2 separate regions of the Mus musculus genome follow, and region 2 is linked to region 1. A link is a loop called in an ENCODE intact Hi-C map of the cell type or tissue named here. Cell type or tissue: heart. All regions are shown on one strand.

Region 1 (2,500 bases):
TCCCAAGAACCAGGAAAAATTCACTACAATTTCCCGACTGTTCAGCACTGTTCTTCAGAGTCTAGCCCTCCAAGACACTCCTATTCATACCACCCACCACACAAAATAGCTGGGGAGAGAATGACACAAGCCGAGCCTCACCACACAGAAGATAGCCTTCGAAATGGTGGGACCGACCAGCTAGCCAAACTGAAAGTGGGGGTGCGGGAACTGTCATTAGGAAAAAGTTCTGGCACCGTCTGCCAAGATTTTCAAAGCCAGCAGTGTGTCAAGAGGTTAACGCGACTTAACTCATTTACAGGTAACCATTTAACACACAGACACACACACACACCCCCTTTCGGGAGAAGAGGCAGTACGTGACAGGGAGCCCAGCCAGCCTACTGAACGGCCACAACCCATAGGCTACCTCCACGGCTCCTCAGGACGCTGCCAAGGCGTATTTTACGCGCCAAGAGTAAACCACGACGTGGTTCCCTAACTCGGCAGTGAGTGGCTGAGCCTAACTCCCCGCGCCAACCCTGGCCACGGCCGCGTGGGACACTCGGGACTCCAGAGCTCCCGCAGACACCGGAGGCTGCAGGGCCCACGCGGGCCACCGTCCCCGCCGGCCCGAGCCGAGCCCGGCCTGTTGCAGTGGGCCGGCTCCCGCAAAGGGCTACCCATAGCCCCCGACCCCGGCAGACGGAGACTACGGCCCCTGCAGGGATCTATAGGCCCACGGGACTCCGAAAGCGAACACGGGGTAAAGGGATGGCACAGATACCACACGGATGAACACGGAGTTTCACAAACACTCACTCACCGGCGAGGGAAGATGGCAGAAAGAGAGTGGGCCGGGCAAACGCACGGAATTATGGGAAGCGGAAGCGCTATCGCGAGACTTCATGGTCACACACTTAAAAAAAAAAAACCCAAAACCCTGTGATTTCTTATAGGACAACCAATGCGAGGGCGGGGCCTCCTCTGGGAGGGGCAGATGAAACTAGAAATGGTGGGCTGCTAGTCGCTCTGAAACTCGCGGCAGTCCTGCCTCAGCCTCTAGGGTTTTGGCATTAACGCCACTGCGGGTTCTTGCGTTTAGTTTTGTTTGCCACAATGAAACTCACTAGGTAGCTTCGGCTGGGCTGGAACTATGAAGACCAAGCTGACTTCTAGCCTCCACCTGCCTCTGCCTCCCAGTGCTGAGATTAAACATCACAGCACTTGGCTTTTGTTATTATTGTTTTGGTTGGTTTGGCTTGAATTTGGCTTTTGGAGACCAGTAGTGGCCCAATGCTGTCCCCGGAGTCATGAAAATCTTGACTAGTAACAGGGATTACTGCCATGGTCCGCTTCTCTCGCTCTCTCTCTCTTTTTTTTTTTTTTTTTTTTTTTTGTTTGTTTTTTTGTTTTTCGAGACAGGGTTTCTCTGTATAGCCCTGGCTGTCCTGGAACTCACTGTAGACCAGGCTGGCCTCGAACTCAAAAATCCGCTTGCCTCTGCCTCCTGAGTGCTGGGATTCAAGGCGTGTGCCACCATGCCCGGCTTAAGGTCCACTTTTCTTCCTCCTCCTCCTCTTATTATGCAGCCCTGTGATCTGTCTGCTTCACTTTTGTAACTGGGGTTACACTCCTCCTCCTCCTCCTCCTCCTCCTCCTCCTCCTCCTCCTCCTCCTCCTCCTCCTCCTCCTATTATGCAGCCCTGTGATCTGTCTGCCTCACTTCTGTAACTGGGGTTACACCTCAAGTGAATCTGTTGACTCCTAGCCTGGACCATTAAGCTTCAAGCCTACAGAGGTTCGGGAAGCTTCGTTCATTGCTGTTCACACTAAGTCTGGAGAAGCATCTGCCACATAGTAGGTCCTCGACATATAGTTGAAGAAAAAACTGAATGGACAAATCAGTTTCTCCATCTCTAAAACAGGGATGATAGAACCACTCAGAGGAGCTTTTGAGAGACCACACAAATGTGGCAGTGCTCAGCAGTGTTTGGCACAAGATTTATTTCCCCCAGAGGAACAAAGGACAGGGAATGAGAGACAAAGACAGGAGATAGAAGGTGAGGGAGAGGGGAACAAGGGAGAGGGAGGGAAAGGATGTAAGTCCTGGGAACAAAGAACTGCCTCTGCATAGAGAGGAGACAGGTGTGGCCCTTGAGCAAACGACAGTTTATGAGGGTAAAGGGGGAAAAAACCTCTTGTTAGGATGAAGTGTCTAACTCTGGTTAGACACGTTAATTAGGGTAGCTGCAAGGGGACTTTTGGTTGCTGGACCTCCATCCTTTGAAAGCTGGACCTTGGTAGTCAGCCTCAGAAGGAAGTGAGCAAATAAGTGACCAAATAAGAGAGCTTTAGGAATGTAACCTAATAGTTTTTAGAAAAGAGGAAGGGAGAAGAAAAAGGCCCGCCAGAACCATCTTTGTCATGCTCTGGCCGCCAGAGTCCCCTTCATCTTCTCTCACAACAGGGGAAGTCTTCATTCCCAGTCATAATTCACCCCACAAAAGGACCACAGGCT
Region 2 (2,500 bases), 1.8 Mb before region 1:
ATAAGGCCCATAGCCACAAACCTACACAAAAGCCCCAGCACCTGGGACCAACTGGATGTAATAGTTTAGGGGAGCTAAAAATCAAACCACCTATTTCTAGGAAACTATCATGTTGACTATTAGCCAGCACCCAGAACCACCTGAGAGGACTCAAGTGCGTTCTCCCCTCTGAAGATCCGCAGCGCAAGTGTCTCGACACAACACCTGGTTTGTTGTCCGCCTTACCTTTCTGTTCCTCTCAAGGTGCTTTCGGACAGCAACAGCTTTCTTAATCAAATGGTAGAGATCCTCGGGGAGGTCAGGGGCAAGGCCTTTGGACTTGAGGATTCTCAAGATTTTATTTCCAGTCACAAAACGGACCTGGGCCACCCCGTGTGAGTCCCTCAGGATTACACCTGAAAAGAGAAACACACTCAAGCACACACACATGCGATAAAACCCTAACAGCCAAACTCCAAATTTCCAGCTCACTCAGACATCCAAGGAAGGTCAACCCAACATGGAAAGTCCTTCTGGTGGAAACTGCGAATGTTGGAACACCATCATCACTGTGAGCTTGCCAGAATACATCTGACCAGAGGAAACAATGTGACTTCTACCTTTATATTTAGTATTAACTTAAAAGCAGCCCAACATTTATTTGTACCTATCTTTAAAACTGCATGTTATTGCTTTTAAACCTCAAATTACTTCAGATCAGCTGAGCCCATTTCACATGATTTTTTCTGCATATTTCTAGCGAACTTTTTATATCCTAAAGAGGATATTTTCCTCCGATGAGCAGTTATTCCCAGACTCAGAAGCCAAGCTACCAGAAACGAGTTATTTCCCATTTGTACAAAGTCAGAGCAGCTTAGAATCAATTCAGTTAGATGTGACTCAATCCCAGACAGCCCTTGCTCCGCTGTGGAAGCAGGAGGAACCTTTTTAACATACGGACTAGACACATTTGTTTCTCGAGAGCAGAAGGAAGAGATTACATCAACACTCACCTATCTGGGAGGGAGTCAGGCCTTTCTTGGCCAATTTGTAAATCTGTTCCTTCACGTCGTCAGACGTCAACTTCAGCCACTACAGATGGAAGAGAAATCGGCCTTAGGATGAGAGAGCACGGCGGCAACCTTCCACTTCGGGTCCCATCCTCCCGCGCACCGATCGCTTCCCACGCCGCCCTCCAACCCTCAGCCTCTACTCACCGTGGGGACGCTACGGCGGTAGGGCAGCGCCGACTGGGACAGGCCCTTCCTGAAAACAGAAGATAGGAAGTAAAGCGGCGGCCCGCGCCCCAAGCAGCCCCACTGTCCCTTCACCCGCAGCCCGCATCCTCCTCTCTCAGCCCCGCGCCCCAGCCCCGCAACCAAGGTCGGCGCCGCGGGCTCACCCGGGAGCGTGCATGCGACCCATGATGGCGGAGGTCTGGCAGCAAAGAGAGAACGAGGTAGGAAACGGCACAGGAAATCAAGCCGCACAGGAAGTGACGCCACTCACCGACGTTTGCTCTCGCGCGGGGGCGGGGCTACATAGTGTGGCCACCGGAGCCCGGGAGACTACGCGTCCCAGAAGGCATGGCGGCGAGGCGGTAAGTGTATGGCTGGGTTGCTACGCCTTGAACTCTTGTCTCTAGTCTTGCTCTTAGCCAGAGCAGCAAGTCTGTCTCTAACATCTCTTCGGAAGTCGCATCTGAGGGGACCTAGGGCGTGCTCGAGTCCTGGGCTGAAGGATTTGGATAAGCTGCGGGTTTCTCAGGGCTCCCTCTGCAGCCCCGAACTCGTGCGGTGTGGGATGATCGCAAAGCCTAGGTGCAGCCGGCGCTTCTCTCTAGATCGTTAATTCTAGGCTTCCGAGCCCCGCCCGGGTCTGTCCTCCTGTCTGCGCGCCTTTTCTACACAGGTCGGAGCGCAGAACCGCTCACCCCCGTCGGAGAAGAGTTGGGAACGAGGAAAGAAGCTTCGAGAAGATGAGGGGGAAAGGGACTACCCCGGGAGTTGGTCTTTTAAGGATGTCCTAGTCCGGTTCACCACAGAGCGTTCGAAGAATGGGTGAATATAACAATTTATTGTAAATGCAACAAAAAACAACAAAGACATGGACCCAAGAAACTCAGATCTACAAGACCCTGTTGACAAGTGAAGCGTGAGAGGTTTGAAACAGTACTGAAATACTGATCCAGTTTTCTTTTTTGTTGTGTTTGAGACCGGGTCCCTCAATGTAGTTTTGGTTGTTCAGGAACTCGCCTTGTAGACCAGGCTTGCTTCAAACACACGTTAAGTCTTTCTGCCTCTGTCTCTTAAAAAAATGCTGAAATGATGATGAAAGGTTTGAGCCATCATGCCCAGCTGCGTTCTTTTAACCCATTACTAGTTGAATTACGTTTTCCAAAACATTGGGAACTTGAACCAAATTTGTATTTATTTCCTGGCAAAGTTGTATTTGATTAATTAACCAGATTCACACTTTTAGCCCAGATATGTGATCCGAACATCAAGCTTGGCTTCAATTC

What was found. Hi-C counts contacts between places; a loop is a spot of excess contacts. Peaks named below come from ENCODE experiments on the same cell type or tissue, not always from the same donor. Only the 100,000 strongest peaks of a DNase experiment are listed, where the experiment ranks them.
Region 2: a loop joins it to region 1, with 7 times the contacts of the local background. A loop is called at or near these places in 7 of 42 quality-filtered maps.

Annotation. Positions count from the first base shown.
Region 1 is chr7:118,115,331-118,117,830 of GRCm38, forward strand. It overlaps Rps15a (ribosomal protein S15A), which reads right to left and starts at 817. Exons shown (of 5, transcript NM_170669.2): 1 at 806-817. In heart, a CTCF peak has its summit at 1,092; a DNase peak (open chromatin) is centred at 901; H3K4me3 peaks cover 1,627 bases; H3K27ac peaks cover 1,384 bases.
Region 2 is chr7:116,332,704-116,335,203 of GRCm38, forward strand. It overlaps Rps13 (ribosomal protein S13), which reads right to left and starts at 1,487. Exons shown (of 6, transcript NM_026533.3): 1 at 1,382-1,487; 2 at 1,197-1,245; 3 at 993-1,071; 4 at 226-395. The coding sequence starts at 1,404. Snord14a (small nucleolar RNA, C/D box 14A) reads right to left here and starts at 554; the gene lies at 468-554. Gm10589 (a long non-coding RNA gene) reads left to right here and starts at 1,466. Exons shown (of 2, transcript XR_869889.2): 1 at 1,466-1,579. In heart, no CTCF peak of the experiment used is centred here; a DNase peak (open chromatin) is centred at 1,488; H3K4me3 peaks cover 2,500 bases; H3K27ac peaks cover 2,126 bases.